Regions from separate parts of the Homo sapiens genome. Here region 2 is linked to region 1. A link is a loop called in an ENCODE intact Hi-C map of the cell type or tissue named here. Cell type or tissue: dorsolateral prefrontal cortex. All regions are shown on one strand. Links, peaks and the distances in the headings refer to the core of each region. The heading gives the core; the rest is flanking DNA. Region 1 overlaps UBE2H (ubiquitin conjugating enzyme E2 H). Region 2 overlaps UBE2H-DT (UBE2H divergent transcript).

Evidence for each region. A loop is a pair of places that touch in the nucleus more often than their neighbours do. Peaks named below come from ENCODE experiments on the same cell type or tissue, not always from the same donor. Only the 100,000 strongest peaks of a DNase experiment are listed, where the experiment ranks them.
Region 2: it touches region 1 in a loop (2.0-fold over the local background); 4 of 110 quality-filtered maps call a loop at or near these places.

What each region holds. Positions count from the first base shown.
Region 1 is chr7:129,902,554-129,907,929 of GRCh38, reverse strand. The region is part of intron 1 of UBE2H (ubiquitin conjugating enzyme E2 H); the gene reads left to right. Among named protein-coding and RNA genes, the nearest start is that of UBE2H, 48 kb to the left of the region's middle. RefSeq lists an enhancer at 3,488-3,537. In dorsolateral prefrontal cortex, for the core only: no CTCF peak of the experiment used is centred there; no DNase peak of the experiment used is centred there; H3K27ac peaks cover 1,311 bases.
Region 2 is chr7:130,002,720-130,008,095 of GRCh38, reverse strand. All of the region lies in intron 2 of UBE2H-DT (UBE2H divergent transcript), which reads right to left. Among named protein-coding and RNA genes, the nearest start is that of ZC3HC1, 46 kb to the left of the region's middle. RefSeq lists enhancers at 597-1,097, 1,098-1,598. In dorsolateral prefrontal cortex, for the core only: no CTCF peak of the experiment used is centred there; no DNase peak of the experiment used is centred there.

The sequences.
Region 1 (5,376 bases), core at 59-5,058:
TGTATAATCAGCTGGCTTGAATTAATCTCAGCTATCAAATATTCAGGATTTTACAGCCTGACTTTTTTTCCAGCCTGTATTTTAATAATCTGCTTATTCTTGTCTTTATCTTTGTCCTTTGTTTTGAAAAAATTGGTCTTCCTGAGGTATAATTTATATGCAGTAAAATTCAGCAATTTTAAGTGTATACATTTGATGAGTTTTGACACATGTATACCTCGTCACAATGATGATATTCCATTAACCTTTCTATACACAGTTGCCAGATTAATTTTCCTAAAATTGTGCTTTGCATCCGTCATCTACCTCGGCATAAAACCTTCACTGGCTATGTACTGTTCATAGGATAAAGTACAAAATGCTGTGGTCTGGCTCTCTACCGTCTTGCTTTTTGTCTACTTATCTGCTTTTATCTACCACAACCCGGCTACATGAACCTCTTATTGCAATAAAACTGATCAACTGGTTCTAGGCACAGTTGCTGCATCTGTGCCTTTGCTGTCAGCTGTACCCTGCCTATGATATTCCTTGGACATCATATTCCTTCTTGACTGCTTGGCCTTTCCTTAAAGTCTGGCTCAAGCCCCATTTTCTTACACGATCCAGGCTTTACTGATTACTTCTGCATCCCGACAGCTGTCATACCGCTTGTTTTGGCACTTAACTATCGCAACTTGTATTGAAATTCCAGAGGTGTTTTTTGGAGTCATTTGATCTTACCCAACAAAGTTGTAAACTATGATGGGGTAGGAAACGTACAACGGAGTTTTTAGCACTTTGCTCAAAAAAAAACAAGAACACCCCCTAATAAATGGCTTTTGATGATGATAAACCTTTAAGCAGCTCTTCCAACTCAGTGAGTCGCAAATTCAGTAACACTACTGGGGAGAATAGTACTCTGTTGTACCATTGACGTAGAGACTGAAGGTTTGGTCTGTCCCAGAGCATAGATGTGTAGTAATGTCTCTCAAAACTAGTATTAGTCATTAAAGTGCACATTGGAGATTTTATCTCTGCCTTGAAAATTCATCCAAAGGTAGTTAGCTTCATGGACTTTGGACTTTTGGCACGGATTAAGCGTTTAAAGTAGGTCTCCAAAGAAACTTCTTTGTTTCTCTCAACCAGCTTTATTGCACTTTTTGAAGTACTGGTAAGAGGTCAGGAGGGTGTATCTCATTGGTTTCCTTCCTGTCCCAGGAAGCCATGTTACGGTATTCTGAAAGAACTTTTTCTTTTTCAGTAACTTTACTATAAGCAAATTTTTTTTTCTTTTTAAAACTTGAATTTTCTCTGTAAGACATTGCATACTTGTTGAAAGCAGACATTAAATGATAACCTAACAAATACTTAACTTAATTCTAGATGCCTATCTGTTTCTCAGGATACCTTGTAGGTTCCTCTTCTCTTAAATACTGGCTTTACTCAGGGCTGGGCGCGTGACTCACAACTGTAATCCCAGCACTTTGGGAGGCTGATGTGGGTGGATCACATGAGGCCAGGAGTTCGAGACCAGCCTGGCCAACATGGTGAAACCCTGCCTCTACTAAAAATACAAAAATTAGCCGCATGTGGTGGCACACACCTGTAATCCCAGCTACTCAGGAGGCTGAGGCACAAGAATCGCTTGAACCGGGAGGTGGAGGTTGCAGTGAGCCAAGGTGGCGCCACTGCACTCCAGCCTGGGCAACAGAGCAAGACTGTCTCAAAAAAAAAAAAAGAAAGAAAAAAAAATGGCTTTACTCGGGGTTTCACAGTTCATCCTTATCTCTTGGTAGTTAGTACCCTATTCTTGAGTGATTTCATCTATTATTGCCTGAATGTGTTTTTAGAATAAAAATTCCATATCTCTTGAGCTCTGGTCTTGGATGGCCAAATGCCTACTGGACATCTTCTCTTTGCTGCTTTTCAGAGACCCCAGATTCAACATGTCCTAAATGGAACATCTGTATAAGTCTTTTTTTTTTGGAGACAGTGTCTCGCTCAGTGGCCCAGGCTGGAGTACAGTGGCACTGTCATAGCTCATTGTAACCTCTAACTCCTGGCTCCTGGGCTCAAACCATCCTTCTGCTTTGGCCTTCTGAGTAGCTGGGACTGCAGGCGTGAGCCGCTGTGCCTGGCCTCTCTGTAAGTCTTAGGCCCTCTCTTATTCCTCGATTGCTGAATGGTATTACCATCAGCAATACCAGGATAACTCAACTTGAGATAACTCAAGCCAGAAACATTGGAATCATCCTTGGCTTGTCCCTCTTCCTTCTCTTTCTGTGTCTGTGAGGTTCACCTCAAACATTTCTTACAAAAATCCTTTTCCTCCTCTGTTTTGAGTTCTGGCCAACCTTATCCTTTGTTGGGAAGGGGACTCCCCTGCCTTCCAAGCATCTAATTTGTGTACTAAGAGCAGATCTACTTCCATGGCATCAGATGAACCAAGCTCATAAGTCTGAAAGGTACAACTGGAAAACCAGCATATAATTTTAATTGTGTACCAGTGTTTCTGGTCTCTATAGGTAAACATAGCTGGGATCCCATACTATCATTGGAAAGAAGGTTATTCGAGAAGGCATTAGAACAAAAACAATGAGATGAATCAAATGTATAATGGTCTGACACAATCTGATGATACCACCATCTCATCGTAGATCTGTTGTGACCAGAAACCTCATGTCTATGAACAAAGACTCCTTTTCTCCCCTATCTAGTTGCTTCAGTGGCCCCTGCCAGTCTTTCTTTTTCATTCTTCTTCTGAGCTTGCAGGGGTGACCCTTTTATGAGATACCTTAATCCTTTGCATGTCTGAATACATTGATTCTGGCTGTACTTGAATCTTGCTATGTGGAAAACCAGATTTTCTCTTTCAAATGGCTTGTACTCCCCTCAGTCATTGTGTGTTGATCTCGAGTTGAACTCTGAGGGGCCATCTTACTTCATGTCCTTGGAAAAAACTTCACTGTAGCTGCCATATAAGAGCAAAATGCTAATCTCCCATTGCATTTAGCCAGCATCACCACCTCTTGAAAACACCTTTGGCTTCCCCACCTCCTGGATTAGGACAGGAGCACCTTCAGTGTGCCTCTTCAGCACTGCTGAGTAACCCTCATATCACTCTTAACTGCCTCTTTGGTAGTTTATTGATTGTTCATTTCCCCACTAAACTTGGAGCTTTCAGAGGGCAGATGCTCTCTTATTTCCAGATCCTACTGTCTAGCGTAGTGCCTGGCACCTACTCACACTATTCATTTAACCAGTTTCTGTTGAGCATCCACTGACACGTAGCCGAGGCTAGTCACTCAGCTACATGTCAGGAATAAAGGCAAATAAGGTTCTTGCCCTCTTGGAAGTCGAATTTCGTTCGAGGTGAGGGAGGATATAAAAAGACAAAATAGTACTCATGATAAAACCTACAAGGAAATAGACAATAGAATGAGGTAGAGAATAATTGGGATGGTCTGTTGGGCATGTACTTCAGGTGATCGGAAAGGTCTCTAAGGAAGTGCCATTTAGACACACCATAAAGGCCTGGTGCAGTGGCTCACACTGTTAATCCCAGCACTTTGGAAGGCCAAGGCAAGAGGATCGCTTAAGGCCAGGAGTTTGAGACCAGCCTCGCCAACACAGCGAGATCCCCATCTCTATTTAAAAAAAAAAAAGACACACCTTAAAGGATAAGAATCAGCAAGCTATCTGTCAAAACAGGGAAATCAGGGCTGGGCAGAAGAAATAGCCATTGCAAAGGCCCTGGGGAGGAAGAGAGCTTATTGTGTTTGAGGAAATGAAAGAAGACCAGTGTATCTAGAAAGGTAAGAGAGGAAGAATGTGGCAGACTGAGACCGTGTCAGGCATATTGTGGGCTTGGATGAGTGAAATTAGACAGCTGTCGATACAGTGAGTGATTCACATACTTTAGATTTGTTTGGAACTAGCACTGTTATAAATTGGGATTCTAAATGTTAATTTTGCACATTCTTTTCTGGAATGTTAATACTCAAAAAATAACGATTGAAAGATAACCTAGAACTTATTATTTTTTAAGAGACAGGGTGTCACTCTATTGCCGAGGCTGGAGTACAGATGCCAGCATAGCTACCTGTAGCCTTGAACTCCTGGGCTCAAGGGATCCTCCCATTTCAGCCTTCTCAGTAGCTTGGATAACAGGTGTGTAACACTGTGCTCAGCTAGTTTTGTTTTGTTTTTTAAATAATAGAGATGGCGTCTTGCTTTGTTGCGTAGGCTAGTCTCAAACTCCTGGGCTCAAGCAGTCCTCCTGCCTTGGCTTCCCAAAGTGCTGGGATTACAGACGTGAGCCACCACATGCAGCCATAGTTTTAAAATTTTTGTAGATATGGCGTCTTGCTGTGTTGCCCAGGCTGGTCTCAAACTCCTGGCCTCAAGTGGTTCTCCCACCTGGGTCTCCTAAAGTGTTGGGATTACAGGCATGAGCCACTATGCCTGGCCGAGAATTTCAGTCTTTATGTGAAATATATCCTACAATTACAGACACTCTTAGGATGTTCCTTTTCTTGTCTGAATTCCTATCCCTCAGGAGCCTGGAATAAAGCTATATTGAGAGTTTTCTGTGTCTTATTGAGAATTTTCACATAGTCTTATTAACCGTCGTTGCATTCTGCTGGTTGATCTATTTTAGCACAACTGTTGAAATAAATACTGTTCATTTAATGCCACATCCTTATCTGAAAATCAGTTCAAGGATAAGCACAGCTGAGTCATTTAAGCTTATATGAGTACAGTTTTTGAACTTTGTGGATTGTGCTTTAAACTAGTGTTTAGATTCTCTGTAGGTGCAAGGCTTCTTTCCTCCCTTGCTCTCACACATTCTGTGCCCTTGGCTGCACTAGGTTGCATATGCATTATTGAGGTTAATGGGAAGCCAAATGCAGAGCAGGGAGCCACAGTGAGTAGCAGCTCTACGACTCAATAGCAGTCCGACCTTGGACGGGGTTGCAGCCCGACAGTGTATTCATTTTTTATAATGGAAACAATACTTGCATGATAGGGTTGTTGAGAGGATTAAACGATGTAACATATGTAAGACACTAACACCTCTTGATAGAGGCTTGGTAAATATTTGGCACCTGTTAATCCTCAGTTTCCCCGTAGGGTAAATATGCTTATCCCCACTTTTGTAAATGGTGGGGGGAGGCAAGGCTTAGAGATCATTTCACTTGCCTTAGGCTGGTGCTTCTCAGTTACTGGGGACTCTTGTTAAAATGGAGATTTTGATTCAGTTAGTCTGAAACTGGGGTCCAGTGTGTTCATTTCTAACAAGCTCCTCCACCTTAAATAGGAGGCTGTAGGCTACTTCCTAGGAAATGGGGGAGATGGGCCTCAAACCCAGGTTTGCTCTACTCCAAAGCCTTCCCC
Region 2 (5,376 bases), core at 157-5,156, 100 kb before region 1:
GGGACAGGAGGCACAGGAAGCAGTGTTTTAAGGTAGTGATCCCACAGGCCTAAGAAGGTGGCTCTGTTCCTCCAAGGAGTACTAAAGAGCCATCATAAAACAGTACTGACCGGGCGTGGTGGCTCACACCTGTAATCCTGGGAGGCCAAGGCAAGTAGATCACTTGAGGTCAGGAGTTCGAGACCAGCCTGGCCAACAGAGTGAAACCCCATCTCTACTAAAAATACAAAAATTAGCCAGGCATGGTGGCATGCACCTGTAATCCCAGCTGCTTAGGAGGCTGAGGCAGGAGAATCGCCTGAACCTGGGAGGCGGAGATTGCAGTGAGGCGAAATCGTACCACTGCACTCCAGCCTAAGCAAGAGTGAGATTCTGTCTCAAAAAAAAAAAAAAAGAAGACTGTCCTAGGGGACTTGGGATATGCAAGCTATGTGTGCTCAGTGCTCAGCACGAGGTGGTGACCTGGCGTTGGGGAGGCCCGAGCTGGAATAGGGAGCCTGGCTATCTGGGTGCCCCACCCTGGTAACTGACCTTGGGCAAGTCAGTTTCCATTTCAGTCCCTTTATCTTTGTTTTTGTTTTTTTTTTTTTGTAGAGACAAGGTCTCACCATGTTGCCCAGGCTGGTCTCAAACTCCTGTGCTCAACGATCCGCCCACCTCACCCTCCCAAAGTGCTGGGATTACAGGCATGAGCCACCGCACCTGGCGTTCAGTCTCTTTATCTGTCCAGTGGGGTATTAACAAGTATCTAATGTTCAGAACAACATTAAGACGTTCAGAACATGTCAAAGAACCTTTGGAAGAAGTTTGAAACTCTCTCTCACACCCCCCACATGAGGTATAACTTGGTTTGGGCATGGGGGGGTGCTCCTCCAGGTGGGAAAGGTGGCTGGCACCTGAGTCAAGAACAGGGTAAGAGCAGAAGACAGAGGCAGCATGGAGAGCCAAGGACCACAGAAGAATGCCCTGAGAATCAGGCTGCCAGGCACCTAGGCTGTGGGTTGGAAGCAAGAGGGCCATCGGGTGGTGACAGGCAGAGGAAGTCCTTTCTCTCAGCTGCTGCCATCTTGCCTTCTGCAGTCCTGTGGCCCGCCTGGCCTGCCACCCGAGGAGCAGGAGGTTTAGGCTCCGGCTGTGCCCCATCTCTGAGCTGGAAGTGAGCAGCAGAGCCTGCAGACTGTGCAGGACAGGTCACCGCATCTGAGGCAACGGAGACAAGGCTTTGAGAAAGAAGCCTGATGCTTGCCCCCTTGACTGCCGGAGAGGGAATTTAGTGCCACCCAGGGTCCCCAGATCTTCACCTGTGTCCAAAAGCCAATCTGTCATGGACAGTCACCATGGTCACCATACATCCGGTTCTCTGTCTCTGGCTTTGGCTCCTACTAGCTGACCTCACCTACCTCAAAGTCACTTGAGAGAGTCAAAGCTGCTATGTGTCTGGGTGCCCCAAGAAACTGAGTTCCTTGTCTATGTGGGGATGATAACCCCCTCCCCAATTCAGTGCCCGACCTCATCAGTGCGCCCCAAAGCTGCAGTGCACCGTCCAAGTCTCCAAACCAGTTGTGAACAGTCAGGTTAGCTTCCGATCCTTACCCCCAAACCCCGGGGACTGAATGGAGGCCAAGGATCTACAGGGGAGGGGACACCTTCCTGGTCAGCCATCCTTGGTGAAACCCCATCTCTACTAAAAATACAAAAAAAATTTAGCTGGGCATGGTGGCATGCGCCTGTAGTCCCAGCTACTCCGGAGGCTGAGGCAGGAGAATCACTTGAACTCAGGAGGTGGAGGTTGCAGTGAGCCGAGATCACACCACTGCACTCCAGCCTGGCAACAGAGCGAGACTCCATATCAAAAAACAAAACAAAACAAAACAAAACAGACACTCATTGGAACTTCTCAACCGCTCCTTTCCCCTCCACCACATGACCTTCCTGTGATGGCAGCCCTGGCACTCAGCAGGTGCCTGGTACAGAGAACATGCTCAGGAAATATTTGTTACCTAAATGAACAAATACATGTTTATCATCAATGTAGGAGTTTGGAGGCGGAGCTAACTTTGCCTTGCAACCTTGGCCTGGGGACGAGGGCTTCCATTCTGGTCCCTTGAAGAACCTACTTTGAAAGGGGTCCGGAAGACATGACTGGCCTCCTCTTGATAAGAAGAAGGCAGACCAGCATAGGCAGTGGAAGGGGAAAGCAGCTGGAGATTGGAAAGAGGAAATTTAGAGCTATGCTTAGGCTAAGAAACAAAGAGCAGGACTGTGTGCCCCAGCAAGCATGTGGCCTGACGTTGATAGCATTAGGAAAATTTTGGGCCAGGTGCGGTGGCTCACACCGGTAATCCCAATACTTTGGGAGGCCAAGGCAGGAGGATCACTTGAGTGTAGTTCAAGACCAACCTGAGCAACATAGTGAGACCCCATCTCCATAAAAAATTTAAAAATTAGCCATTGCACTCCAGCCTGGGTGACAGAGACCATGTCTCAAAAAAAAAAAAAAAGCACATTTTCACATAACATACACTTCTGTAGCTCTTCTCCATCTCATTTGTTCTCAACATGGGAGAGCAAAAAGAGAGAACTGACATGGAAACCCTTGGGTTTTTTTTTCTGTCTTGTTTGAGACAGAGTTTCAAAAAAGATAAAAGCCTTGTCCAAAGACTACAAACTTGTCGCCCAGGCTGGGGTGCGGTGGCGTGATCTTGGCTGACTGCACAACCTCCACTTTCCAAGTTCAAGTGATTCTCCTGCCTCAGCCTCCCGAGTAGCTGGGATTACAGGCGTGCACCCCCATGCTTTGATAATTTTGTTTTTTTGTTGTTTTTTTTTTTTTGAGATGGAGTTTCACTCTTGTTGCCCAGGCTGGAGTGCAATGGCATGATCTCAGCTCACTGCAACCTCTGCCTCCCAGGTTCAAGTGATTCTCCTGCCTCAGCCTCCCTAATAGCTGGGATTACAGGCATGCACCACCACGCCCGGCTAATTTTTTGTATTTTTAGTAGAGACGGGGTTTCTCCACGTTGGTCAGACCAGACTGGTCTCGAACTCCCAACCTCAGATGATTCGCCCGCCTCGGCCTCCCGAAGTGGTGGGATTACAGGCGTGAGCCACTGCACCCAGCCTAGTTTTGTATTTTTAATAGAGGTGGGATTTCACTATGTTCGGAAGGCTGGTCTCGAACTCCTGACCTCAGGTGATCTGCCTGCCTCGGCCTCCCAGAGTGCTGGGATTACAGGCATGAGCTACTGCGCCCAGCCCCCGTTTTTTTTTTTTTTTTTTTTTTTAATTAAAATAAGGATAACTAACCTTGTTTGGAGCTTTATAATTCACAAAACCTATACAAAAGCGTTGTCTCATTTGATCCTATGATACCTCTACAGAATTAGGTCAACAGACATTATTCTCAACTTTCTTTTGCAGATGAGAAAATTTTGAACTGCAGAGTCAGTAAACCAAGTAAGATCTCTAACCCAGGTCTATCCAACTCAGGGCTCTGCACTCTTTCTGCTATAGTTTACTTTTTGTTGATTGCATTAACACTATTACAACTTAACAACCAGTAATTAAATAAAAAGGTAGAGGGGGGATTTTTTGTTTGTTTTGGAGGGTTTTGTTTTTCTGGAGACAGGGTCTTACTCTGGTGCTCAGGCTGGAGTGCACTGGTGCAATCATAGCTCACTGCGGCCTCGAACTCCTGGGCTCAAGTGATCCTCCTGCTTCAGCCTCCTGAGTAGCTGGGACTATAGGACCACAAGCACGTACCACCACGCCCGGCAGAAAAAGATAGTTTGAAAAGTATCTTGTAAAACATAAGGCTTTGGCCAGGCACGGAGGCTCACGCCTGTAATCCCAGCACTTTGGGAGGCCAAGGCGGGCAGATCACCTGAGGTCAGGAGTTTGAGACCAGCCTGGCCAACATGGCAAAACCCCGTCTCTACTAAAAATACAAAAATTAGCCGGGCATGGTAGCAGGCACCTATAATCCCAGCTACATGGGAGGCTGAGGCAGGAGAACGGCTTGAACCTGGGAGGTGGAGGTTGCAGTGAGCCAAGATTGTGCCACTGCACTGCACTGCAGCCTGGGCAAGAGAGTGAGAGTCTGTCTCAAAAATAAAAATAAATAAGGCTTTATTTATACATTTAAAAATTTGTTGGCTGGGCACGGTGGCTCATGCCTGTAATCCCGGCGCTTTGGGAGGCCGAGGTGGGTGGATCACAAGGTCAGGAGACTGAGACCGTCCTGGCTAACAGGGTGAAACCCCGTCTCTAATAAAAATACAAAAAATTAGCTGGTCGTGGTGGCGGGCGCCTGTAGTCCCAGCTATTCGGGAGGCGGAGGCAGGAGAGTGGTATGAACCCGGGAGGTGGAGTTTGCAGTGAGCCGAGATCTTGCCACTGCACTCCAGCCTGGGCTACAGAGCGAGACTCTGTCTCAAAAAAAAAAAAAAGAAAGAAAATTTGTTTTAGGCTGGGCACGGTGGCTCATATTTGTAATCCCAGCACTTTGGGAGACCAAAGTAGGAGAATCACTTGAGCTCAGGAGTTCAAGATTAGTCTGGGCAACATAGCGAGATCTCATTTCTACTAAAAATAAAAAATTAAAAAATTGGCCGGGTGCGGTGGCTGACACCTGTAATCCCAGTACTTCGTGAGGCAGAGGTGGGCAGATCACCTGAGATCAGGAGTTCGAGACCAGCCTGGCCAACACGGTGAAACTCCGCCTCTACTAAAAATACAAAAATTAGCTGGGCATAGTGGCACGCGCCTGTAACCCCAGCTACTCAGGAGGCTGAGGCAGGAGAATCACTTGAACCTGGGAGGCGGAGGTTGCAGTGAGCGGAGATCGCGCCATTGCACTCTAGCCGGGGAGACAGAGCAAGACTCCATCTCAATAAATAAATAAATTAATTAAATAAATAAATAAATAAATAAATAAATATAAATAAATAAAAATATTAGCCAGGTGTGGTGACAGGTGTCTGTAGTCCCAGCTACTTGGGAGGCTGAGGCAGGAGGATCACTTGACCCCTGAGATTGAGACTGCAGTGAGCTATGATTGTGCCACTGCACTCCAACCTGGGTGACAGGAAAAAAAAATTGTTAATGAAATTGAGATACAGCACACAGTCAAAGCTACTTCTGGTCCATATGAAATCTATCTAGCAGAGCAAGGACTGTTTGTATGGTGAGCAACCTGCCCAGCTGCACAGACGTGTGAATTATTAGGGGTGAGGTGGGGAGGCAGCATGAGATTTGAAGTCACAGAATCTGAAGCTTAGTTACAGTTCTGCCTCTATTATTAGCTTTGTTGCGTTAAGCAAGTCATTTTGCCTCCCGGCATCTGTTTCCATGTCTATGAATCTCAGACGTTAATTA